Regions from separate parts of the Mus musculus genome. Here regions 1, 3, 4 and 5 are each linked to region 2. Evidence: chromatin loops called from intact Hi-C (ENCODE). Cell type or tissue: left cerebral cortex. All regions are shown on one strand. Region 1 has its middle 4.9 kb from the start of Slc3a1. Region 2 has its middle 61 kb from the start of Gm46582. Region 3 overlaps 1110020A21Rik (RIKEN cDNA 1110020A21 gene). Region 4 holds the start of Ppm1b (protein phosphatase 1B, magnesium dependent, beta isoform). Region 5 holds the start of Prepl (prolyl endopeptidase-like).

What was found. Peaks named below come from ENCODE experiments on the same cell type or tissue, not always from the same donor. Only the 100,000 strongest peaks of a DNase experiment are listed, where the experiment ranks them.
Region 1: it touches region 2 in a loop (3-fold over the local background); 13 of 42 quality-filtered maps call a loop at or near these places.
Region 3: a loop joins it to region 2, with 2.3 times the contacts of the local background. A loop is called at or near these places in 14 of 42 quality-filtered maps.
Region 4: it touches region 2 in a loop (4-fold over the local background); 14 of 42 quality-filtered maps call a loop at or near these places.
Region 5: it touches region 2 in a loop (3-fold over the local background); 11 of 42 quality-filtered maps call a loop at or near these places.

Annotation. Positions count from the first base shown.
Region 1 is chr17:85,020,899-85,025,898 of GRCm38, forward strand. It overlaps a transcript of Ppm1b not described here. Among named protein-coding and RNA genes, the nearest start is that of Slc3a1, 4.9 kb to the right of the region's middle. In left cerebral cortex, a CTCF peak has its summit at 2,794 (motif pointing right); a DNase peak (open chromatin) is centred at 2,808.
Region 2 is chr17:84,875,289-84,880,288 of GRCm38, forward strand. No RefSeq gene overlaps it. Among named protein-coding and RNA genes, the nearest start is that of Gm46582, 61 kb to the left of the region's middle. In left cerebral cortex, a CTCF peak has its summit at 2,712 (motif pointing right); DNase peaks (open chromatin) are centred at 1,051, 2,410 and 2,734; H3K4me3 peaks cover 400 bases; H3K27ac peaks cover 1,455 bases.
Region 3 is chr17:84,940,832-84,945,831 of GRCm38, forward strand. All of the region lies in intron 2 of 1110020A21Rik (RIKEN cDNA 1110020A21 gene), which reads right to left. Among named protein-coding and RNA genes, the nearest start is that of 1110020A21Rik, 14 kb to the right of the region's middle. In left cerebral cortex, no CTCF peak of the experiment used is centred here; a DNase peak (open chromatin) is centred at 2,078.
Region 4 is chr17:84,953,992-84,958,991 of GRCm38, forward strand. Ppm1b (protein phosphatase 1B, magnesium dependent, beta isoform) reads left to right here and starts at 4,010. Exons shown (of 6, transcript NM_001159496.1): 1 at 4,010-4,403. 1110020A21Rik (RIKEN cDNA 1110020A21 gene) reads right to left here and starts at 3,432. Exons shown (of 4, transcript NR_027929.1): 1 at 3,209-3,432. In left cerebral cortex, a CTCF peak has its summit at 3,039; DNase peaks (open chromatin) are centred at 3,316, 3,771 and 4,729; H3K4me3 peaks cover 2,287 bases; H3K27ac peaks cover 2,106 bases.
Region 5 is chr17:85,088,413-85,093,412 of GRCm38, forward strand. Prepl (prolyl endopeptidase-like) reads right to left here and starts at 1,855. Exons shown (of 15, transcript NM_001163622.1): 1 at 1,694-1,855; 2 at 1-463. The coding sequence starts at 140. It overlaps Camkmt (calmodulin-lysine N-methyltransferase), which reads left to right and starts at 2,214. Exons shown (of 11, transcript NM_028576.3): 1 at 2,214-2,451. The coding sequence starts at 2,314. In left cerebral cortex, a CTCF peak has its summit at 1,887; DNase peaks (open chromatin) are centred at 1,559, 1,876 and 2,182; H3K4me3 peaks cover 3,154 bases; H3K27ac peaks cover 1,956 bases.

The sequences.
Region 1 (5,000 bases), 150 kb after region 2:
ATACTGATGACCCAATTGCATGTGGTCCATTTCTATGACCTACCTATAATCTGTTGCCTTTTGTGTAAACTCTTACAAAGACCACAATGTTGGTTACTGTAGCCTCAGGCGCCCCTTTCTAGACAGCATGCCCTGTCTTCATTTTATTTGAGTTTGGTTCTTTTTAGTGAAAGTGGAATTAAGCTGTACTCTCTTAATAGGTCCATTCTGGACTCTAAAGTGGGTAACTCCTTATGGTAATGACTTTTCTTCGGTGTATATGCTATGTGTGTGTAGGGGGCGGGGGGCTGCATGCCAACAGTAGGCTCTCATTTTACCATGTGTGTCCCAGGGATCAAACTCACGTAGTCAGTCTTAACGGCAAGCTCTTTGACCTGCTGAGCCATCTTGCCAGCCCCTCCATTGTGAACTTTTGAACTATAATTCATTGTACTGCTCACTCAAGTCCGTCTGCCACATGGACCCTTTTCCTTACGCAGGTTCAGCAATACAGGAAAACTCAGTCTTAATAATTATTCAAAGTTTGCATATTTATCATGGTTTCGTATTTTTACTTTTTATTTATCTTTTATTTTTTTAAGTCCCATTTAATATATTGAATTCCTACCCCTTAAAAGTATTCCATCCTAACGTCAGCTGACTGTCTCTAGACTTTTCCTAATTTAAGGCACATGGTACCAAGGAAGAATAACCGTGTAGCATACTCTGTCCCTATTCAGACTTTGAGTAGCTTGATAGAAAGGAGGAAGGGCTGGGCTGAAGCAGTTCTGAATGCTGCGCTTTTCCAAACACATCTAGGGCTGGGGAGCTGAAAGAAACATGTCATTAAATGGCTATGACAAACTGCTTTGTAAGTATTCTGCAGTCTCTGAACTTTGAAGCATCACCTGTCAGTAGCATTGTCACTGCTTTTAGTAAAATTGTCCTAGTGTAGTGGCGCTGTGCCCGCTTAGTCAGTCTTGTTCCTATTTCAGCCCGTCACTGAGTGCTGTATACTGTTTAGACTACGGTCAAGTGCCGTTTAAAATTATTTCTGAACTGATTTAGTAAATAAGTGAAAGTCTAAGCCTTAGAAACCACTTAGAATATATGAAGTGAATTTTAGTAAAGCCTCGTTCCATGGTCGAATTGTCATTTTTCTTTATGATACACAACAAGAGAGTGCGTGCAGTCTCAGCATTGAAGTATGATGTGTACAGCCTGCGGCGGTGCCGCGCAGACTAAGTACAGCAGAAGTACTTGAATGAAAACAAAGTACAGAAACAAAATCAATTAGATGGTTCTGAGTTGTCTTCCAGTGTAGTATACAAGAGTGCCCGTTTTTCCCCGCTTTCTCATTCTGCATATTGCCAGTTTGATGAGTGAATAGCAAATGGTATTAAGTGTTTTAAGTCTCAATTATACGATTATATAATATATGAACTTTTAATCTCATTTATCCAAGTGTATCTTTTATTAAAATTTGCCTATATAGTTTGTTTGTTTGTTTGTTTTTTGGTTTTTCGAGACAGCGTTTCTCTGTGTAGCCCTGGCTGTCCCGGAACTCACTTTGTAGACCAGGCTGGCCTCGAACTCAGAAATCCACCTGCCTCTGCCTCCCAAGTGCTGGGATTAAAGGCGTGTACCACCACGGCCGGCTCCTATATGATATATTAATGTTCGTTTTCTTTACATTTAGGCAGTTAACCTTAGCCTTACCACAGTGCTGAATCATTACCTCCACCTCACTGGTGCTGCTTAGGGCTTGTCGGTGCAAGCTGCTTGCTGAGAGGCAGGGCTAAGGGCAGCTACATGTTCCATTAGGAACAACTGAGTTCCTAAGAGAAGCAGAGTGTTGCAGCATCCTCTAGACCCTACGGCACACTGGTTTTCCTTCTGCTGGAAAGCTTTCCCTGGTGCGGAGGAAGCACTTTGAGCCCTGATGGAGGCAGCACTTGAGAGAGCTCAGAGGCTCAGTGCTGAGCAGACCCTGAAGTTCTATTCAAACTCGAACTGAGTGATGCTTTTTGGTTTTTCTCTGAAGGTTTTAAAGTAGTTTACATAGACTGCAAAGATCTTACGTGTTAAACTTAATGAACTTTAAGGAGTCATTTATATGCAAAAGTTTTAGAATGTTATCATTTTCTTCAACAGTTTTACCAACCTTCAATTGCATACAGTGACAATGTTTTCCTATTATGAGTAAGTAGATGCAATTTTTCCTTTATGACTGCTGTCCTTCTTAGTAAAGACAGGCTCAGACATTTAACTCAGCTGCATGTAAGGATCAGAATAGAATACGGCATCTTCCTATAACTCTTCCTGCATCCCCTGGTTCCAGCCGTTGGCAGAAGCCAGCCTTGTCCCTTTGTTTATATTGACTGTTGCTTTGGTTGTGTTTTAGTCATTCCATGTCACTCTACTGTAATGGTATCATGTCATCTTGAGTATCAGCTTTAGTATACTCTTGTCTGTGCCCCTCGTTTGACTTTTACCCCAAGAAAAAGTAGAGTGTGCGTCCTCCTCAGGGTGAGCTGTGGGTAGTGTGGGCAGTAGTTCCCTGGTTGGTGTGGTTTTCAATGCGTAGAATGCATAGGGATGAGCTCCCTCCCTCTCAGGGAGATGCTGCATCTCTCTAGTTACAGAAGTGTTCACAATTCCCCACCACAGCTTCAGCTTCCTTTAAACGGGTACCTTCTTAAATTCATTCATTCCTTTCGTGTTTCTTAGTGCTGTTCTGAATGAACTATCCCCCTCCCCCCTCCCCAACATAGTCACTTAAAGCAAAAATGGTCTCAATATCTATCGTTTCCACCAGATGGCAGACTTGAGCACGTCTATTTGTAAACCCAGCTGAGAACTCTGGTGACAAAGCAGAGGCCGACCGACCTACCAAGAGCCCGGAAGTACATAGAAGAACAAAAGTTTTGTTTTGTTTTTGTAAACTTGAAAGAAAAAAAAAAAAAACGAGTCGAGCATTCCACCAGTGCAGGATCTGTTCTGCTCTGAGCTTTAATCTTCTAGCCTGTCAGCGGAGGCGGAGGCACGCTCCCACCGTGCTGTGCAAACCTTGCCTTTCCATGTTCACGCAATAAATGCCTTTGGCTCCTTGGTAGCACTGTGGTTTTATTCCAGGGACTCCAGAGGTAAGAGCTTTAGTCTGTCACCACCATTCTGCTGCTCACCCCCACCCCGCCCGCCCGCCCGCGTACCATTCAGACTGGTGGGGCACATCTTGAGGCTGGCTTGGGTTTTTTGTTTGTTTTGTTTCTTTAATCATTCCCAGGACTCTCGTGAGAGGAGATACGAGGTTTGTACATGGAAACAAATCTGTTCTTCAGTAATACAAGTTACTTCCGAGACCTGTATTGAGGAATGCAGGAAATAGAGTTTTGCTCCCTCTGGCAAGTTAGTTGCTGGTAGGTGCACCTGCAAGCGGCCTGAAAAGGTTCTTTGAGCTAATACATCATCTGGAAGACCTTCCTCGAGTTCATTACTGCATCAGGGTCACACCCAGGGCTTTCCACGTGCTGGGCACGCACCCAGCACACCCACACTCCTCGTACTGGCGTCACAACCCCACAGATTAGCCAGTGTGTCTTACAGTTAGGGAATGGGCAACCACGGAACCCCCAGCATCAACACCCCTTTCTCAGAGGTGGAATTCTCAAGATCAGAAGTACAAGGAAGTCTGGCTAGAGAAAGCAGCCGCACATTTGGTGTCTGTACCAAGGTTACTGCTGCTGCTTTAGGGACTTTGGAGCAAACTGTGAGGGTGCCACCTGCCCATCTCTTTTAGGGAAAAAAAAAACCATTGAAAGGTTTCCTGGAGGTTTGGATCTCTGGGTAATTCAGTTCTGAAGTTACTCAGAAAAGCAAACTTTGGTGTGGTGGATTTATTTCTGCACATTTAACCTGCTTGGCTTTGTGCTTTCTGACAGCACTGGAGTGTTTACACCCTTAGCTGGGGTTAAGTGTGCCCAGATTAAAAAATAAGAGAATTAGAGTTGGTTAGAATTAGCTGCTTCAGAATGGAAGAGGTAACTCAAGCCACCACCCAAAGGCTGACGAGTTGGTTACATAAAATAACTTTTGAAAAGGAATTCCTTTGGCAGCAGGGGGGTGGGGGACACTCATGATTGACTAAGGCTATCAAGGCTCACACAACCGTAAAGTTGTGGGTGCCATGTAATGCCTCTTTTTGTATGCAATTTGTCAAAAACTTGAGTCTCAACAAGATGGATGGCAGGTAAAGATGCTTGTTCCTAATCCTGATGGTCGTTTTGGACCCCTGGGACCCACCTGGTAGGAGAGAAATGATTTCCACGGGTTGTCCTCTGACCTCCAGTACACTCTGGGATGCACATGTACGCAAGAATTGCCCGACACATAGTGCAATTCAAACACTGCTTTACTCAACTGGAACACACCTTTAGTCCCCGCACTTGGGAGGCAGAGGCTGACAGATCTATGGGCTCAAGGCCAGCCTGGTCAACAGAGTGAGTTCCTGAATAGGCAAGGCTCCACACAGAAAACCTGTCTACAAACACACACACCACCACCACATGCTCTTCTAGTGGTCCAGGGTTGTATTCCCGGTACCCACATGAAGGCTTACAACCAGCTGTAACTCCAGTCCCAGAGGATTGAATATTTTGAGTGAAAAATTTAACCACTTATCATTTTTCCCTGTATTATCTGCTTATTGCCTTTGTTTCTTTGTCTACCTTTCTGTGTTGATCTGTCAAGCAGATGTCTACACTCTGACATGTCCCATGTCAGAGATGTTACAACACATGTTTTCTAGCTGTGTGTGCTTTGCCCTTTTTATTTATTTTTTAAGATTGACGTACCATGATTTTATGTACATGAGTACTCTGTCTTCAGACACACCAGAAGAGAGCAACTGATCCCATTACAGATGGTTATGAGTCTCCACATGATGACTGGAAACTTAGTCAGGACCTCTGGAAGAACATGGAGTGCTCTGAACCACTGAGCCATCTCTCCAGACCGTCCAT
Region 2 (5,000 bases):
CTATGTATCTGTCCAGTGACCAAAGGGCTCTAACTGTATTCTGGATTTATCCGAGGAAGAGGAGTGGGGCTTTGAGGAAGGGGCTAAAAAGGTCTTTTAGAGAAGATAAACTGTTTGGGGGGCCATGACAAGTCACTGAAGAGTTTCAAGGAGGGAAAGGTACATTTGGAAAAAAGAAACTGCTTCATGTTAGAATTCTTGGTTTTTTGCAGGTTGAATCTCCCATGACCTGTATTTAACCATCACACCCTCCAGTCTTCGTGTTTGACCTTCAGACCTCTAGGGAAGAAGCAGGAGGAAATGAGAAAAACAAAAGCCAGGTGTGGTGGCGCACGCCTTTAATCCCAGCACTTGGGAGGCAGAGGCAGGCGGATTTCTGAGTTCGAGGCCAGCCTGGTCTACAGAGTGAGTTCCAGGACATCCAGGGCTACACAGAGAAACCCTGTCTTGAAAAACAAAAACAAAAACAAGCCAACAACAAAAACTCCAAAACAAACAAACTGTCAAACAATGCTTGCAGTGGCGCGGCGGCAGCGTGGACTCCTTTAATCCCAGCGCTGGGGAGGCAGAGGCAGGCTGATCTCAGTGAGTTCTAGGCCAGCCTGATCCTCTGAAGAGCTAGTTCTAGGACAGCTAAGGCTACATAAAGAAACCCTGTCTTAAAAACACAAAGACAAAAACAAAAAGGTTGCAAACATAAGAAAGCCAGTCTCAAAAAAGTAAAATAAATCAGAAACAAAGAAATACAAAATATGCCAAACATCATTAAATGTTGCCAATTCCCTTCTTTCGTTAATTGACACAGAGACTTTCTATTGGTCCAGGCAAGCCTCCACCTCATATTCCTCCTGCTCAGCCTCCTGAATTCTGGGCAGACAGGTGTGCCCACCATGCCCAGCCTGATGGACTGCCAACTGGTGCATCCGAGCCTTCCTAGTAACATGAATTTGGCACAAGAAGTCCTATTGCTTCCTTCCAGCTTCCTCACAGTTTGTGAGTCATCCCCCACCTGTGAAGGAAGGGCCGTGAGAAGAGGGACACTGGTCCCTTCTGAGCTGTTCCATCCACGAAGCCCTTCACTCTCATGCTATCTATGAGATCCAGATGGAACAGTCACAGATGGTGGCTCCTCTGTTAACTTAGCCCTGATCCTCCATGACAATCCTCCATGGGACTTGGTTTGAATACACATTGTGTCCCATTGTAATAAGCCTCTGAGGTCAGGGGCACAGGTTAGATGCCGACAAATCTGCGTCTGTGAATCCACGAATACAGCGATGTAAGGATGCTATCACTCAAACCATTCACGCCTGGAAGGAAATCGGTTTACACCGTGGGGATTAAAGTTGCTTCTTTGGGGTGCCGGGGAAGGAACTTGGGGACCAGAGCATGCCACGCCCATGGTCTGCCACAACTGACATTGCCAGTGCAATTTGTTTCACTCTGGAAGAGGGGCTTACCATGTTGCTCAGGCTAGCCTAAGTGGTCAGATTGTGCTATCCTGCCTGGCTTAAAGTTCTTCTTTGAAAAAAATGAAAGTTAAAAAAAAAAAAAAAGAAACTAAGAAAGAAAAGAAAGTAAAAGAGCTGAGTGTGGTCACTGGGGCCTGCAATTCCAATCCTCAGTAGAGAGACTGAGATAGGTGTTCAAGGCCAACCTGGGTTACATAATGATTTCCAGGTTAGACCAGGCCAACAGAGTAAAACTGTCTCAAAAACAAAAGGAAGGCTGGAAAGAAGGAAGGAAGGGGGAGAGGGAAGCAAGTATAAAGGCTTTCATAATGCTATGTTTACTATTTTAACAACACACACAGTTATCTGCAATCCCTTCCTCCCTCTCTGCAGAACTACGCACAGCCATACTTGGCCATGGAACTTCACAGGGCTTCGTCAATAGGAGACTGTGTGTATCTCCCCCGCCCCACACATTAGATGATCTGAGGCTAAGAGCATCTTCTGATTTTGCCTGGGTTGACCTGGGCCTTGAACACTGAACCCTCAGAGATAGGACAAACTTTCTTTCTGGCTCCTTTGCAAGAACGGAACCACGCAGAGTCAGCCTGTGTGGGACCTTGAGCTTGGAGTCCTGCTTGCCTGGTCAGGGCATGGCAGACTTTCATGCCCACTAGCAAGGAAAGCATAGATGTTGTCCTCAGCCGCTGAGATTCTGAGGTGGTTGGTAAACATTCCGAGCAAATGGACTCATCTGAAAGTAAGCCAGTCTTGCTTTTGTTTTTATTACGTTAAAATTCACCCTTCATCTTCTTTTCGTGGACGGTCTTCTAAGGGAAATAGTGACGAGTTTCTGACCTTTTCTCAACCCCAGCACATTTCTGGGGCATCTCCCAGCATGCCGGTTGTGTAATGCAGAAAGCTGGGCAGCCTCTCTCTCACATTAGCCTGACAAGAAAATAAATTAGAACCATGATACTCCCTCCCACGCCAAAGTCCCAAGGAAGCCTGAAGCTGCACGGAAAATCAGGTGGCCTTTGTCATGAGCCAAGCCAGACCGCTAGCTCCATGTAGAGCCTGATTATTTATTTATTTATTTATTTATTTATTTATTTATTTATTTATTTATTTATTTATTTATTTTATCAAGATTGTCCCTCTATGAAGACCCTGTTCCCACACACATTTTAGTCCAAACGTTTTTATTTTTTAAACTAGCAAACAATTCGTGTGGCATTGACCACACTGCCCTCCAGGTGGCAGTAGAGAACCGCTGCCTGCCCAGCACACTGACGTCATCTTGTTTACCCGGTTCCGGGTCATTTTTAGATCTAAGATCACAGGATGTTAATCAGGCCAATGATTTCCCATTCGTTTGGCCGAAGGCCCTTCACATAGGCATTGGGACAAATATGGTGTCCTTTTTGATAAAGAAACTTTGCGGCGGGAAGTACTTAGTTGCAAACATTTGTAATTTCATTTTTAGAAGATGGAGAAAATTGTACATGGGTCTGTGCTGTGGCCATTTGTGGTTATTTTCATTTTGGAGCCGAAATGTGAGTGACCTTAACTGAAGAGAGATGAAAAACTACATATTACAGTGGCGACCCTTCTCAGAGGCTCAGGCATCTTTTTGCTTGTCTTCCCTTTATTTATATATTATTCAGCAAGAAAGCATTTAGGTTTTTAAATTTGGAGGGAAAAGGAAAGGAGCTAATTTAGTCTAGCTGTGTCTGATTCCCTAGGAGACACCCTGGAGTTTGGGTGTCAGGAGGCCCTTGCTGGCCACACCCAGGAGCCTCCACCCATCCTTTACCTTCAGTGAGTTTGTCTGTGACTGTTAAAGAAGCAAAAGAAACAAATCTCTCAAATGCTGGGCACTGTGTACCGACCTGTAATCCCAGCCACGCCGGAGGCTAAAGCCAGATCGGAAAATCAAAGTTTATATGGGCAAAAAAGAGAGTTCAAAACTGGCCTGCTCAACTTAGCAAGACTGTCTCAAAATGAAAAGTTTAAAAAATGAGGCAGAGACAGGAGGTGTCGGGGCACACCTTTAATCCTTGCAGAGGCAGGCCAATCTCTGTGAGTCTGAGGTTAGCATTGAGCATTGTCCACAGAATGAGTAGGGGGTTGGTGGGGCGGGAGGTGGAAATGGGATATAGTTCTAAGCCTGGGGTCCTAGGTTCAGTCCTTTATGTAGAAACAATAATAATAGTCAAACATGGTAGTGCATACCTGAAATTCCAGCGTCCTGAGTTGGAGGCTGAAGATTCAGAAGTCAAGGTCAATTTCTATTATATAGTGAGTTACAGATCAGCCTGGGCTAGATGAGACCCTGTCTTAAAACAGTAATAGCCATTAGTATTTAAAACGTAAATACGAATTCCTCAGCTGTGCAATCCTTTGCAAGAGTGCAGAAGCCGCTTAATCTGAAAAGAGAAAGCTCTGGGGTGTTAAAAATAACGAGCCTTTGGGTTTTTAAAAAGTTCCCGTCCCTCCTCTGCTTCGTCCTTTGACAAGCTGCTGCTATGACCACACAAAACCACCTCCCAGAGAGTCCAAAGTCCCTGCCTGGCGCAGTCTGCAGTCCACTGGAGTGATCACACCACCCTGAAGGGATGATGGGTGGCTTTCCTGCAGGCCGGAAGAGAAGGGATACGCAATTCAGTTGCCACGCCCATTTATTGAGCTCCGAATCTGACTCAACTCTTTGGCCCACAGTACAGCTTGTAAAAAGAGGAGAGATCCAGTTCCTGCCACCTTGGAACTTTGAGCCTATAAGGATTTATAGACGTGGAGTATTTTTTTGCTCCTTCCCCCCCCCCCCCTTCATGCATAAAACGAATGAGGGGTTGAGAGACCCAGCACAACAGAAGGGTGGACTGTGGGGCTTGGAAAACCGTTCACCTCCATTTTGCTTTTGTGTCTGCCTCCAAGTGATTAGGAGTTAGGGTTAGGGTTTGAACCAGGCAGAGACACACTCAGGCGGGTCTCTGTGAGTTCGAGGCCAGCCTGGTCTACAGGGCAGAGTTCCAGAACAACCAGGACCACAAAGAGAAACCAGTCTCAGAAAACAACAACAAACCAACTGACCGATCAACCAACCAACCAAACGGTGGTTTGGGGACCGGCCCTGGGAACAACAGAGCCCTATCGGTTCTCTGGAGGGTTCTCTGGAGCGTCAAGGGAAGTTGAGAGAAGAGAGGCGCTTCTTGCTCGAGCTGGTCAGCAAGGGCCACTGACTCTGCCAGAAATGCTAAGAGCCTGGGGCAGCTTCTGCACATTCTAGGTGTGGGTTCAAAGCAGCATTTAGACTCCGTTGGAGTTTCTACTTCTCTGACTAGCAAGAAGGGGAGGCATGGGTCCCCTTCCCACCAGTGAGCATCACTTTCTCTAAGGCTTGCTGGCAAGAGTCTGGCTTCGACTCAGGCTCCTCCTAAGCACTGGGAAGGGCAAATGGAGAGAGCGTCAACCGTGAAAACTTTTTTTATGGGTACTTGACATTTAAAAATGCGTTTGAAAAAAATGTTTTGTTGGCACTCTGTGGCA
Region 3 (5,000 bases), 66 kb after region 2:
ACCTACACACACACACACACACACACACACACACACACACACACACACGGGAAGCCAAAACAGATATTTTTAGAGATGAAAACATTAAACACTATACTTGAAGACTAAAAGATGGGTCAAGCATAAGAACAGATACAGCCAAGGAAGAGACTTATCCCATCTAATCCCACAACTACGGCTCTGTTAAGGCAATTTCTTTCTTTCTTATTTATTTATTTATTTATTTATTTATTTATTTATTTATTTATTTTTGGTTTTTTGAGACAGGGTTCCTCTGTATAGCCCTGGCTGTCCTGGAACTCACTTTGTAGACCAGGTTGGCCTCGAACTCAGAAATCCACCTGCCTCTGCCTCCCGAGTGCTAGGATCAAAGGCATGCACCACCATGCCCGACAAGGCAATTTCTTAATTCCAAACAGGATCAGAGATCAGCCTTTTTGCCCCAGTTCAGGCCTGCTTTGGTTGAGGAGTCCCAGTTGGAGGTGTTATCTTGTCAGCCCCTCCTCTCCTCCTCTGGTCCCCTGACCTCTGATCCTAACTGCTCCGTGCACCACGGTAAAAGAGGGCCAGAGGGAAAGGGATGCCAGCGGGTGTGCCTGCTTTGGGTTCATCCAGCATGGGTGTGCCCTGGGCCTGGAGTACCCAAGGCCTTTTCTCTATGATGTTTTCTCAGAGCTTACCTTTCCCCTTCATCTGCTCTCGTGGTAGCTATCATGCAGACAACACTTCTCTGGCTATCTGCCTTTCAACAGTCTTTTACCCTTGGCTCCTTTCCAAATGACCCCAGGGCACCATTTTGTACGGCTTCTACGTCTTCCATTGAGTGTCACCTTTACCTATTGTCATGAGAGTCCTGCTCACGCCCGACACGCCTGGCATTCAGGCGATAGCCACGTGCCTACACTTTAGACTCAAAGTCACTCTTCAGACTCCAGGGGCTGTTTCTAGGCATGTCTCTCCCCGACTCCCAGCATCCAACCAGCATCCTGTGCAAGGTAGGCAAGCAGGTCGGTGACCTGAGCTACATCTCAAGACACTTTCATTTCGTTTGAGGTGATGAGGGGTGCCCTCCCTGTACTATGGAAAAGTGAAGGCGAGAGAACACATTTTCCAGAGACCCCCCCCACTCTCAGCCTTCCCTCCCACAGGCTCCCTATATTCTGAAGTCCGTCTGGAGTGGACTTGGCCATAAGTGTTCACAAGCCTTTAGTGGATCCGGATCACCCACCATGTCTGTTTTACCTTGGGATTGCTTCTAAGACAGACACAGAGTAGTGCCACTTAGGATGGCCTGTTTTGTTGGCTTTTATCCCAAATAACTGAAATCATTATGTTTTTAAGAGAAGCGAAGCATGGGAGTGGAAATGATACAATACAATCTCTTCTGTGTAAAAAAAAAAAATTTGAAGATGAAAATGACAACCATGTACACAGGGAGTCAGGAACCTCTAAACAGACAGCACCAAGGGCTCATCTTCAGGATCTATAAGGAATTACTAAAAGTCAGAATAATGGGGGAAGGGTGAGGTGGAGTCTTAGACAGGCTCCTCATAGAAGGAGATGTTCAAGTAATCAATGGAAATGAAAATGGGTTCAAGCTCACTTGTTATCGGGGGGGGGGGGGGCGAAGCACATAAGACCACCATGAGCTGCCCATCGCACGCACAGCAAACAGCAAGCAGAGTGGCTGAACCTGATAAGAGTATGAAGAAGCTAGACGTTTCTCTTACAATGTGGTGGACATTTAAGTTGATAAACAAACATGCTGTGGTGCTGCCTAGCAGTGTTAAGTAACAGCATACGTATGTTTGGAAAAAGTAGGCTTGTAATAATAAAGACACTAGATGGACATAAAGGTCAAGGACAGTTTTGTTGTAGATATCGTTGTTTCTCTGGAAATGGCCTAGAAGAGGACAGAGCTCAGTGGTGGAGCCCTTGGCCTAGCATTATTGATGCCTGGGCTCACTCCCTAGTACTGGAACTCCCAAGTGCTAGTCAGGAAATAGAGGCCTCTCTCACTATTTAATCCCCATGAGTCACCAACAGATGTACTCTATAGCCGCACAGATATGTGAGTCTACGAGATAAATTTAGCAGCCTTTCATGGCAGTGAAATATTGGCATCTCAGTACAACCGCTGTGTCTCAATGGACAATTATAGGAAAGCCTTTCCTCTACTTTTAATCTGGATGTCTCAGTTACAACTATTTTCGTTGCAAATAGAAACCAACACAAACTAATTTAAGCAAAGCAAAAAAAAAAAAAAAAAAAAAAAAGAATGTAGAGACAGCTTACAGAGGATTCTAGGCAATGAAGTTGCTGGGCTCTAGGAACCAGAGTCACCCAGCCTTGAAGATCCAGAGCCTGCTTGCTCCTCCCCTTCTGCTCCTCCCAGGGTACCTGCTGCTGGCTGCTTCTCTCCACAGGTTGACAGTCCCCCTTTCCCTGGGCACAGTATGGGAACTGGTGGCTCTGAATCAGATTCAGCTTGCAGCCTCTCCTCTCAAAAGTCCAGTCCAATCTGATGGGCGTTTTCTCAGCCAGGAATCAAATATTTAAGGAGCAAAACCAATTTGGCCTGTCTTGAGAAGAATGCCACCCTGGTCCAGTCAAAGAGGCAGAAGAGAAAGTGAGTTTTTACCATGGGTTCAATCTCTGGCGCAAGAAAAAAAAGTAAATAAGCGGGTTATGAACAAAAGCTGTTATTTTGTTTTACACACATATTTTAACTTTAAACAATTCTTTCTTTTCTCCTCTTCCTTCTTGTTCATTTTTAAAGATAGGGTCTTTGTGCTGGGCATGGTGGCGCACGCCTTTAATCCCGGCACTCAGGAGGCAGAAGCAGGTGGATTTCTGAGTTTGAGGCCAGCGTGGTCTACAAAGTGAGTTCCAGGACAGCCAGGGCTACACAGAGAAACCCTGTTTCAAAAAAACCCCCAAAAAAAAGGGGGGGGTTAAAGATAGGATTTTTGTAACCCAGGCTCATCTTCAGCTTGACTTGTAGTCTAGGGTGAGCTCAAATTCTTGATCATCCTAGCTCTACTCCCATAGTGTTGGAATTACAGACCTGCACCATTGCACCAAGTTTATAAGGTGCTGGGAGCCAATCCAAGCACTCTATCAATGGAGCTACGACCTCACATCCTTTTCTCTTTTCTTTGAGAGGGTCACCATGTAGCCCCGACCAGCCTGTAACTCTTGAGCTCAAGTGGTATTTCTGTCTCAGCCTCCCATGTAGCTGGTATCACATGCAGGGAGCCCAGAATTCTTATTATTATAGTTGCTGTGGGAATGGGAGGTGGGAGGTAAGAAATAATGATGAGCTAGAGTCTTACTATGTAGCCCTGGCTGGCCCAGAACTCATTAGGTAGACCAAGGTATCCTTGTCCTTCCCCAGGGCTAGGATCACAGCAGTACTTGCCCCAGTCCAGTTGCTTGCCTTCTGTGTCTACAACCTTACACAGAATGGTGCCATAGCACATCATTCTTACTATCCAGGTGATAGTCAACTGGGTGGGGGGGGGGAGGGTTCTATAAACCCATTATAAACCAACATATTTCTGCTAGGCATTTGAAAGTGGGAGGTGATGGCTAGATCAGATTCCCATGGCAGTGTATCCTAGGTCATAGAAGGTTCTTGCTGGGGTAAGCACAAGGACCGGTGAAGAGCTAACCACACTCCGTTACCACAACAAAAACGAAGCCGCTGAACAGAGGGAAAGAGACCATGCCACCTTATGAAGAGACACGGGCTGATCTCTAACTTTCCAGTCCCTAGTTTTGTCTCATGTGGCTTGAATTGCAAAACAAAAGCCTCTTGTCTTCTAACTATGGACGGCCATGTAGCTAAACTGACTTAAGTGGATTTATGTTCACTGTAGTCAGAGGATCAAAGTGAATTAAAAAACATGGTGAGAGTCCCTCTCACCCTCCTCCTGTTACATGAAGCCATTGACCTTGACTTCTGGCCACAGTTGTACAAAACCAGTTGTTCACTTGGATTTTCCTATAAATAATCAAGAAGACGTGACAGTGTCATCATGTTTAACATAAAAATAACACCAGATATATTATACATGGGTTGAGTGTCTGTGACTACAGTCCTGTTGAAAATATGTAACATTCCTAAAACAATTAAAGACCAGTCTAAAACAGTGTATAATCATGTGTTAAACTGTGCACAAGGGGCTGGAGTGATGGCTTAGTGGGCAAAGCACTTGCTGCACTGGAGTTCGAATCCCCAGAGCCCACATAAGAGTCAGATGGCACTGGCCCGTTATCCCAACTCTAGGAGGGCAGAACTGAGGAATCCTTGAAATAAACTGGCTTGAGAGACTATCCAAAACAGTGAGCTCCAGGGTCAGGGAGAGCCCTTGCCTTAACCAATAAGATGGAGAACTAGGGAGGAAGACACACGATGTCAGCCTTGGGGGCAGGGCTCTACCCACATATGCTCACATATGTGAATACATGTGCACAGCTACCACAATGCAATATGCAACAAGAAAACACCAAACCTTTGTCATTGCACAGCACAGAATCATTACTAGCGTGTTTCGGGAAAGAGCGTTAGATCCTGGTGAGTACATGGGACAGAGAGACTTGGGAGGCAGAGGCAGGAGCATCTCTATGAGTTCAAGGTGAGCCTGGTCTGCAGAGGAAGTTCCAGGACACACATGTGCACACACACACACACACACACACACACACACACACAGAGGAATGGACAGAGAGAGGGTGATCAATGCAGACTAAGTTCAATTGCTAGTTGATAGGAATTCCCTTAAAAAGAGTTCGAGGCCAGCCTGATCTACAAAGTGAGTTCTAGGACAGCCAGGACTACACAGAGAAACCCTGTCTTGAAAAACCAACCAACCAACCAAACAAACAAACAAACAAAAAACAACAAAAAAAATTTGTTCTTTGGCTCTGATTGCTAGTCCAGCTCATGTTGGGTCCTAGTGTAATGGTGAAAAACAAGAGACGCTCTAACTGAAAGT
Region 4 (5,000 bases), 79 kb after region 2:
GGCTGATGAGTTCCGGGTAGAGGGCAGGGTATGCCAGTCACACCTGTAACAGGCAAGGACTGAGGGATGCTGGGAGAACCTGGAGGCCAGGTCCTCTTTGATATGTTGAATAGGCGAACCTCAGCTGTTTCTTCTGGGGGTTTAAAAACTCAACATGGATCTTGGTGAATTTTTTCTTTTTTTTTGGTTTTTCGAGACAGGGTTTCTCTGTATAGTCTTGGCTGTCCTGGAACTCACTTTGTAGACCAGGCTGGCCTCGAACTCAGAAATCCGCCTGTCTCTGCCCCCCAAGTGCTGGGATTAAAGGCGTGTGCCACCACCGCCCGGCGATCTTGGTGAATTTGAGGTCAGTGAGGTCTACATAGTGAGTTCCAGGACAGCCAGGGCTACATAAAAACAATAACAACAACAAAAACAATAAACCCTGTCTCAAGACAAACAAAAGTGACCCCAGCTCAGCATAAAGAAAACGAGCATCCTAATCAGGACAATTTTCTACCTTATACTTAGCATTGTCTCAATTTTTTTTTTTTTTTTTTGAGACAGGGTTTCGCTGTGTAGCCCAGGCTGTCCTGGAACTCATTCTGTAGACCAGGCTGGGCTTGAACTCAGAGATCCCCCTGCCTCTGCCTCCCGAGTGCTGGGATTAAAGGTGTGCGCCACCACCGCCCGGCTCTACTGCTCTTTATGTGGCTCTAAAGAAAGGCATTATGGTCGGGCAAACCAAGGCTCAGGGTGTAGTCACCAGAGTACCAAGCTGTTGCAGAACCATTGTGACGGTGCTGATTGTGTGTGACATATCCCCTATCTACCACGACACATACCGCCGTTTAACCTTGTGAATCCTTTGGGGGCTTCTTTAAGGGTTTGTTGCTAAGCTTCAGTAATTCAGAAAGTTAACCTAATGGTTTTTTCGTCTGTGATCTCATTGTAGTCTTAGACATAAAACAAACAAACAAACAACAAAACCTCAGTTATGTTTTCTTACTTTTAGTGATTAAAGAGTGAGTTGTATACAATCCGCAGCCTAGTTACATCACTGAATCTCATATTGCATTTGAGTGTCTGCCAAAGGAGATCAAGAGGAAATCAAGCAGTGCGAGACAGGGCTCTGATGTCTGTCTGTGGTTGCCTGGGTTCTCGAGGCAAGGGAATCCAAGAGCCCTTATTTGTTGATCTTTAGCATGTTGATCCTTATTTTGGAAGGTGAGGTCCCGTACTTCAATCTTCTAATATAAGGTGTCCCAAGCAAAGGTGTGATTTAAAAAATATATTGTGTAAGTCATTTAAATAATTCCCAGGCTGTCGAAGATGGCTCTGCAGGGATAGGAGATTATAATCAAGTCTAATAGCCTCAGTTGTACTCTGGGACCCTACAGGATGGCAAGAACTAATTGCCCTCAGACCTCCACTGCAAACACACACACACACACACACACACACACACACACACACACAAACACTAAATGTAATTAAACCCTTCTTGATTCCATAATGAAGCCCCTTGAAGGGGTAGTCAGAGCTAAAGTGGGCTTACTTTCTTTTCTTTATTGAAGCTCACCTACAGTATGCAAAATCAGAGAAAGAAATTTTTATGGCTGTCTCCAATTCTCAGTCACTGGGTCTAAGAATTGGTGTGCCAAACCAAACCAAATCAACCAACCAAACAAACAGTCAACTGACCAAACAACCAAAACCAAAACAAAACAAAAAAATCTAGCACCCAAAGACTACTTTTAAAAATTATCTTTCGAAGTTCAATCTCCAGAATCACAATAAATGAAATAAAATTGTATTGTAGTGAGCTTTCTCCCCAGAGTGAGCTCTGGATTTTGTAGGCATGAATGTAGCTTGGAACCTCAGGTGATTCTAATTTTAGGAACCTGTTTGCCCACTATCCTGAAAAAACACCATGTGTGCTGGCTACATTCTAATGACAACTTGACACAAGCTAGAGACATCTGAGAGGAGACAAACTTTCATTCCTAAGAGCTGGCTGTGGGCTAGCCTGTAGAACATTTTCTTAAGTAGTGATTGATGGGGGTGGTGGGGGTGGGTGGGGGCAGCCCATTGTGTGCGATGCCATCCTGAGCTGGTGGTCCTGGATTCTATAAGTGGGCTGAGCGGGCCATGTGAACAAGCTAGTAACCTCTCCATCAACTCTTATCTGCAGGTTTGAGTTCTTGTTCGGCTTCCTTCAGTGATGGGCTACAGTGTAAGTCCAATAAACCCTTTTCTACTCAAGTTGCTTTTTGGTTGCCATGGTGTTTCATGGTCCCAATAGAAACCTTAAGACAGAGTTCTTAAACTTGAAGTTCCAGAGAAATCTGAATTGCAACCAAATGTTTATTTCCGCCAGTTTCACTTTGGAAATTGCTTCAGAAATATGTCCTTCTTTTCAAAGCTGAATTTGCACTCCCTTAGGTCGGTCTAAACCTAAGTTGTCCCAACTAACTTATACCTAAGTATGAATAAGATCGAAAACGTCTTTCAAAGACTTGAGCGAGTTTAAAAACTCTTCAGGTGAGCGCTTAAGTGCCCCATTACACTTTGATCTGGAAGAATTAACCTGGTTCACTTTCTAGCTCAATGTGGTTACTAGATGACCGTTTTCTCCCGGCCTTTGTGAAGCCTTCCGAGTAATCATACCCAGAGGGAGACTCCTTTATGTCATCATTACCCTTTGCAGACGTTCAATGATTACCTACCATTCCCAGTCTGGGACTGCCTGCCTTACTTTTGTATCTCCAGTTCTACCTACCACGCTTAGCAAAATGCAGGTGCTCTTTAAGAGAGGAATGACCTAGTGAATGTCAAGAGCCTAGACAGGAGTTTTAAAAATCAGACTCAGAAACAAAACACGGAACTGCCAAGGGCTGGAAGGCAGGAGGTCGAGGTAAATAAGAAGAACGAACAATCTGAACCATTGCAAAATCATCCCGAAGGGATCTCCTGTCCCATTTTCTCAAGTGGCTTTTCAGCCTTCTCAACTTCCCGCCCACTCTCCCCTGCTGGAGACAGGTCATGCAGGTATCCCAACAATGAGGCTCTGATTGGTCAGAGATGATTTCATTGTTAGGGAACATCCGGGCTCTTTCCCTCCCTGCATCACCTCCCCAGAGCCCTACGCGCCCAGTTTTGCACTCTCGCGTGCGCCCCACCCGTAGTTGAAGCAAAACAACGCCTCTCTCCAGGCCCTTTCTCGAACCTTTCTGAGCTCTTCCTTCACAGCTCTATGCCAAAGAGAGGCGGCCACTTCTTCCAATGAGGGTCTAGGGGCACTTCTCTGGCCAATCAGAAGCCGGCTCTCTCCACTCCGGGTGGGACCAATTTCCACCTATAACTGGACTGCCCGTTGGTTTCTTTATGGTGTTCGTTCTCCGCGAAGTGTAGAGGTCAGAACTGCAGGGTCCGCAGACTCGGGGCTTGGCCATCTACGAATACTAGCCAATCCCTTTTAGGATACTTTTGCGCGTTCATTTAAAAAAAGCCGAAGTGACGGACTTGGAAATTGGTTTCTTGACGGACAAGTAGAGGAAGCCAATAGTCGGAGGATCAGGCCGCCATTTGAACCAATCAGAAAAGGATATCGGTCTTCGAGTTGGGGCGTAATTTGACTGACGGAGGACTCTACCTATGGCTACTAGGGTGGGCAGGTCGGTGACGTCAGGAGTTAGGGCAAGGCGGAGGTGGGGCTGAATAAAGTAAATGGTAATGAAGGGTTGGGCCTCACTGGTGGGCGGTGTGTGATGGATAGTTGACCTTGCCAATTAAGGTGGGCACTGACGCCCAATGAGAAATTAAAGACTCAGAGGCGGGGCCGTGTGGGCGGGGAAAGAGAAGCACAGAAGATACTAGGGGCCAGGTTGGGCGGGAGAACGTAGATTGACAGGCTTCTCAGCAAACCGAGGGCAGCGGTGACACACGCGGCGTCCCAATGGGTGCCCTTGGGGGGCGGAGCCCGAGGAGGGGCGGGGAAAGACGGCGGTGCGGGGAGGGGAGGGGGGTTGCAGAAGGAGCGGAGCGGCCGCTGCTCAATGGCGGAAAAGCCGCTGGTGCTCTGACCGCCTGGTCCCCCCTGGCAGTTGCGGGGGAGTTTCCTGCCGGCGCGGCTGGAGTCTCTGTTTCTCCGTGTCCGGTGGCTGGAAGATGCTCCAGAGAGATCAGGCTGCGGCGGAGGAGGTGGCGGCGGCCGAGTCGGCAGCGGCTCTGGGTTGGAGAGAAGGCGGCGGCGGCGGTGTGAGGGGCCGGACGGTGTAAACAGCTCGGGCGGCGGCGGTGGCCGAGCCCCCGAGGGCGAAGCGGCGGCGGAGGCGGTGTCGCGTCTCGGGAGAAAGCCGGGGGCCGCGGGCGGCTGTGCGGCGGGCGAGCCCGCGAGACCTCCCTTTCTACCTTCGCCCCAGGTAAGGCCGCTTTGCGCCCAGCCGAGTGGGGGAACGGCCGTCCGTCCGTCCAGCCTGCTCTCGGAGCACCGGGCTAGGCCCAGGGCCTGGGCTGCCGCCGCCGCCTCCGCTTGCGCGCGAGGCTTCGCGGGGCGCGGCGCGGCGAGGGAGTAGTTTGCCGGGGCGCGTGGAAGTCCGCTGCTTCCCCTCGCGCCGCGGCGTGCAGGCAGCGCCCATGGGCGCGCGGGCCACCCCAAGGCCGCGGCTCACCCAGTCCTGCCCGCCGCTCCGGAAAACACCTTTCGGTGTGGCTCTCTCTCCCGGTCGCTTTCTGCCCTCCCCTGCGCTCCGCTCTCCTTTCTTGTGAAATCTTTCTGGTTTTTCTGTCTGTGCCTCTCCGGGCCTCCTTCCCCCTCCTGTGCTTTAAACCGTTTGTCTTGCTCCTCTTAGCCAGACTCGGGGGTTCGTGTCTGTGTGTTGCCCACCAACCACGGTCCGAAAATTTCGGGTGTCGTGCTTAACAATGGGCTTCTTAAATGAAATTACTATGAACTCCATCTCAAGTTTACATGAATTCCATTAAGAATAGACTGGACAGTATTATGTGATCGGTCATTA
Region 5 (5,000 bases), 210 kb after region 2:
GTTAGGTGGTACTTTTTCAATCTTACTCTACTGTAATAAGGACCAGCGACGTTACGGTAACTCTGTTTCTGCATGCAGTTCCCAAGATGAGGAATACTATGCTTCAAAGCTCGGAGAGAGAATTTGGCCGTCTGCAGCATGGTGGCAAAGTCCCTGGTTTTTGCTCCCTTAGGGGCTGCCAGCACGTGGATGATTTCATACGTATAATTATACAGTCATGGGATCTTAGTGCATTTGAGGTCCCCACATCTCATCCCTCCCCTGTGGCGTCATGAGCCCCTTAGGTTACCAATTACTGTAGACATCTGATAACTTAGGTTAAACACGTTTAAAACCTTGTATGCGTTAAGTTCATTCAGATCATACTTCTTGGCAGGCGGGACTTAATAAACACGTCATCTGTAAAGTCAGTTTTCCTAGGGACAAGCTAAGCAGCAGTGACTCTGGAGAACGTATGGACAAACTAAAACAAAACAAAACAAAACAAAACAGAAAACAAACAAAATAAAATAATTTGCAAATGAGTAAATGAACTTAATGGGAATCTCAGGTACTCAGAGGGGGTTCAAAAGCAAGATGGCTTTTATCTTACATAATTCTGGGCATATCATTGGGATGTGAAAGACAAATTAGAAAAAGCCTAAACCATGACATAAAAGGGGGATGCTTAGTTGTTGAGTGAGGCGAGGCGCCACATAGTTTTCACCTAGCTGTCTAGTTTAAGCTGCGTGTGCACTCGATGAGTGAGCTAGAGCTGGTCATTGTCCAGGTGGCCCAACTGTGGCTCTGGGGAGCTGGAGACACTCCCCCAACTCACTGATTCAGTGAACCGCCCAACTGACTGGCTCCTCCTCCTAGAGGAGCAATTGGATTTCACCATAAAAGGATAATGAATTAAAAACAACTGTAAGATGCACAAATAAAATGTCGAGTCATTTTTGGTTTCTTCTGGAAGGTAAAGATCATTTTAACTTCCATAACTACAGACCCAGGTTTAGGTCTTGGGCCTTGTACACTAACTGCATCTGGATTCAATTTTTTCACTTGTGGAACAGAAATTAACCATAGCACTTAATCTCTGCGGTTGTAGTTTTGTAACAAAACCAAACAATTTATTTTAAGAACTTAGTCCAAGTACCTGGCACATAGTAACCATTCAACAAAAGGTCGTTAATATTATTAGCATAGGGATAATTTAGCTATGCTAAACACTGTTGAGTGTAAAATGAGAGAAATCTTCTCTAACACGTTCCTTGGTAGCACAGAAACACTGCGTCAGTTTTGCCATAGATCCGACCAGCTATGACGCCCCCTCCCCCCCTTAATCTCTTATGTCGCAGCAAAATAATGGGCCAGTGGAGCAGTAGCCTAGAAGAAAAATGCTTTTAAATCGCTTAGTCTGTCCCCATAGCTCCAACCCATTCATCCACCATCTGCATTGAGAAGACCCTGTGCGAGGATAGGGAGACTGGTGGGGTAAGTAAGCAAATGGGTGCTCCCGGAGCACCTCCTCGTTTCCCGGTGCAACTGTGCATCCCGAACACGTCGTATTCACAGGACGTGAGGGAATGGTACGGGTCAGAACGTACAGAAGAGACAGGGATCAAAAAAGGGACCAGGGAAGTGAGGAATGGCTGGAAGGTGGGCAGAGGAATTAGGAAAGGGGAACCATCAGCAACCCTTCCATACGTACGCAAATCGAAAGACAGCTGGACGAGCGAAGGTAGAGAAGACAAATACGAGAAACCGAAGCTCTCCAGAAGGAGCTGCAGTCACCTCAGCCTTGTCCAGCCGAAGCCAGCCTCCAGCACCCAGCAAGAAAGACAACCTACCTCGCGCCGCCCAGAGCTAGTTTGCAGCACGCCGGTCTACGTAACACCAACCCAGACCGATAGGGAAGCGCATTTCGCCATCTTTATTATGGCCAGTGGTGGGCTTTTTCTCTTCCTGAACTCACTCATCTTAGGAGACAACTGTATTTCGGTTTTCTGGTATTCCGGCGAGCAAGAGACAAAGTGAGGAAAAAAAGAAAACAGCGAGGAAAGCCCTGTCTGCAGCTATTCCACAGTCCCCTCCCACTCCGGCTCGCCCTCACTTAAGATGGCCACCAGAAAAAGTGGTGCAATGAAGCGACGCCGCTGCTTTGGTTGCCAAGGAGACGCTAATACCGGAAATGCGGAATTCGGGGAGGGTGCACGGAAGAGCTGTGGGCCAGAGGCCGGGCGTCACAGGTCCTGACAGGGAAGAAGTTGGCAGGTCCTGACTGGGGAGAGCCGTGGCGGACGCAACCTCCGGGTCCAGTCAGCTCTGGAGATGGAGTCGCAGGTCGCGGCCGCTGGGGCTGCAGAGACTGAGGCAGAGGCGGGCAAGCGTCCCGCGATGGGCAGTGCCAGCCAGGGCTCGCTGGTCTCGGCGCCCAAGGGGGCCGTCCGGTGGCAGCTTCTGCGACAGGTAAGGGCGAGCGCTCGCCTGCCCTGCCTGTGGCCACTCCCCTCGCAGGTAGCAGGCAGCCCGTTTGTCGGGAGCCAAGCGAGAAGCGCCCCCTTGCTCCTTCATCTCCGCTGTCCCGCTGTCCCACCAAAAATGGGAGAGACTCTGGCGGGGCTGGAGAGCGGGACAGCCAGAGCGAGCTCTCAGAAACTCAGAAAATCCTTGTGCTCGCCTGTCTGGTGGGTGGGACCGCCTGTCTTCTCCGTGTGCTGCTCTTCTTTCCCGCCCCCTTTCCATCCTTATTTTATTTTTTGCTTCTTAACTCCCAGCCTGGTCACCTGGGTGCACTTTTTGGTCCCACATCTCTGGAGATCCGTGAGGTTCACTAATGGGATGGGGATTCTGCACGCGTTTCCTGGTTTTGTATATGGGAGAGTAAAGGGAGAGAGGGAAACCTACTGCTTGCTCCTTTTCCCGCCACGTGAAACTAAGTTTGGAGTCATTATTGGGATACTCGCTGCCCAAGGTTTAGCAACGAATCCAGATACTTCAGTCTTCCAAACCGCTCCAGTGAAGGCTGCTGTGTTTATAAGTTTTCTTAGTCATTGTGACTCCTCACAGCAATAGGAAAGTAACTAAGACAGTGGCCGGGGGGCAATGAGTCCTTAGTCTGTTATTTTACTTAGTTATTGCTTTTTAACAACCACATGTCGTATGTCATGCAATGTCTGTGAACCACCTGGTAGTCTCTTGATAAAACCTGAGTGGTTTACGGTTGTGTACCTGGTCTATATACCCATAGTTCTCAGAGTTGGCTGGCATGTTCTCCCAGTTATGGTAGAGTGTATAAGAGCAAGAGGCACATTTCAAATCCCTGCTTACATGATGTCTGTTAATATGCTATGTTACTTAGCTTCTATTATTACTGTGATAAAAATGCTAGGCAATGCAATTTAAGAAAGGAAGGGTATGTATTGGCACACAGTTTGACGGTACAGACTTTAGTAGGAAAAATCAAGGCTCAGGATCCTGGAGCATTGTGTGAGCAGTCAGGAAGAACAGAGCGATGGATGAATATGAGTTAGTTCCAGTTCTCCTTTTTATTTAGTTCAAGACTCAGTGTGTGATGTGGCGATACCACATTGAGTGTGTCTCCTCTCAGTGACTGTAGTTAGGAAAATCCATTACACACATACCAAGAGGTTAACCTAGTGTAGATAACCCTTCCTAGACAGGTGGAGACTTTCGGTTCCTCCAGTTCTTGTCAAGTTGATAATCACTATGAGCCGTCTCATAAACCGTTAGCTAAAGGAAGATGCATGGCCAAGCCAAAATTCACAGTGTAAGAGGTAAGACTTTATTTTTAAATTTTTTTAGGTGTGTCTTAGGGTTTCTATTCCTGCACAAAACATCATGACCAAGAAGCAAGTTGGGGAGGAAAGGGTTTATTCAGCTTACACTTCCAAATTGCTGTTCATTACCAAAAGAAGTCAGGACAGGAACTCACACAGGGTAGGAACTTGGAGGCAGGAGCTGATGCAGAGGCCATGGAGGGGTACTGCTTTCTGGCTTGCTTCCCCTGGCTTGCTAAGCTTGCTCTTTTACAGAATCCAAGACTACCAGCCCAGGGATGGCACCACCCACAAGGGGCCCTCCCCTGCTTCATCACTAATTGAGAAAATGCCTTACAGCTGGATCTCATGGAGGCATTTCCTTAAGGAAGGCTCCTTTCTCTGTAATAACTCCAGCTTGTGTGAAGCTGACACATACAACCAGCCAGTACAACATGTCAGGGAAAAAGTGATTTTTTTTTCTGTAATAATTCAGTTGATTACCACAGGCTAAACATGTGTGGGCTTTTCATAAGTGTTTAAAGTGGCTAAACGATTCATGCATGTTTCATCTGTGTTCAGAAGCAGAAAGCTTGAAGAGTCTGATCAAGGCTAGGACTTTGTGATTCTGGTTGGCAGTGTTACTCAGTGCTATGACACTTTGCATGTGCAAAGCCAAGGTTTTGATCTCTATTACGGGGGGGGGGGGTCGAGAGGTTCTTTCTCTTGTGTCACACTTGAATGATTGGTGTTTATTTTTGCAACTCCCCAATTCTGTCTTCCTGTACTCCTCAGGATTCCAGTGGTGCCTCATGGCTCTTTTTGTTAACTAAGGCTTTCTCTGGAACTCATATTTTTGAGAGATAACCTGTATGACTTGTACATTATTGTTTCCAGATTATGTGATAAATTGTTGACTTTTGATTCTAGCGCCTCCCCTAATTAGGTGAGATCTAGAAGCCCGTGTGTGTGAGGACTAGCTAAAGAAGGAACAGGCATCTTGTCTTCCTTTTGGTTGAGTCTCATCTGATAACGGTGACGGTTACTTGCAACTTCAGTCTTTCCACATTCATCCACTTAGGGATCCTGAGGAAAGGATCTAGTTTCCTTAAGAAATAATTTCTTTCAAATGACTCTGGTAGACCACATTTGGGCCAATTGCTGTGCCCAACAGAATGAAGCTATTTGGCTAACCTGGGTCATCAACCTGCTTGACAATCCCAGCAGAATTACATAAAG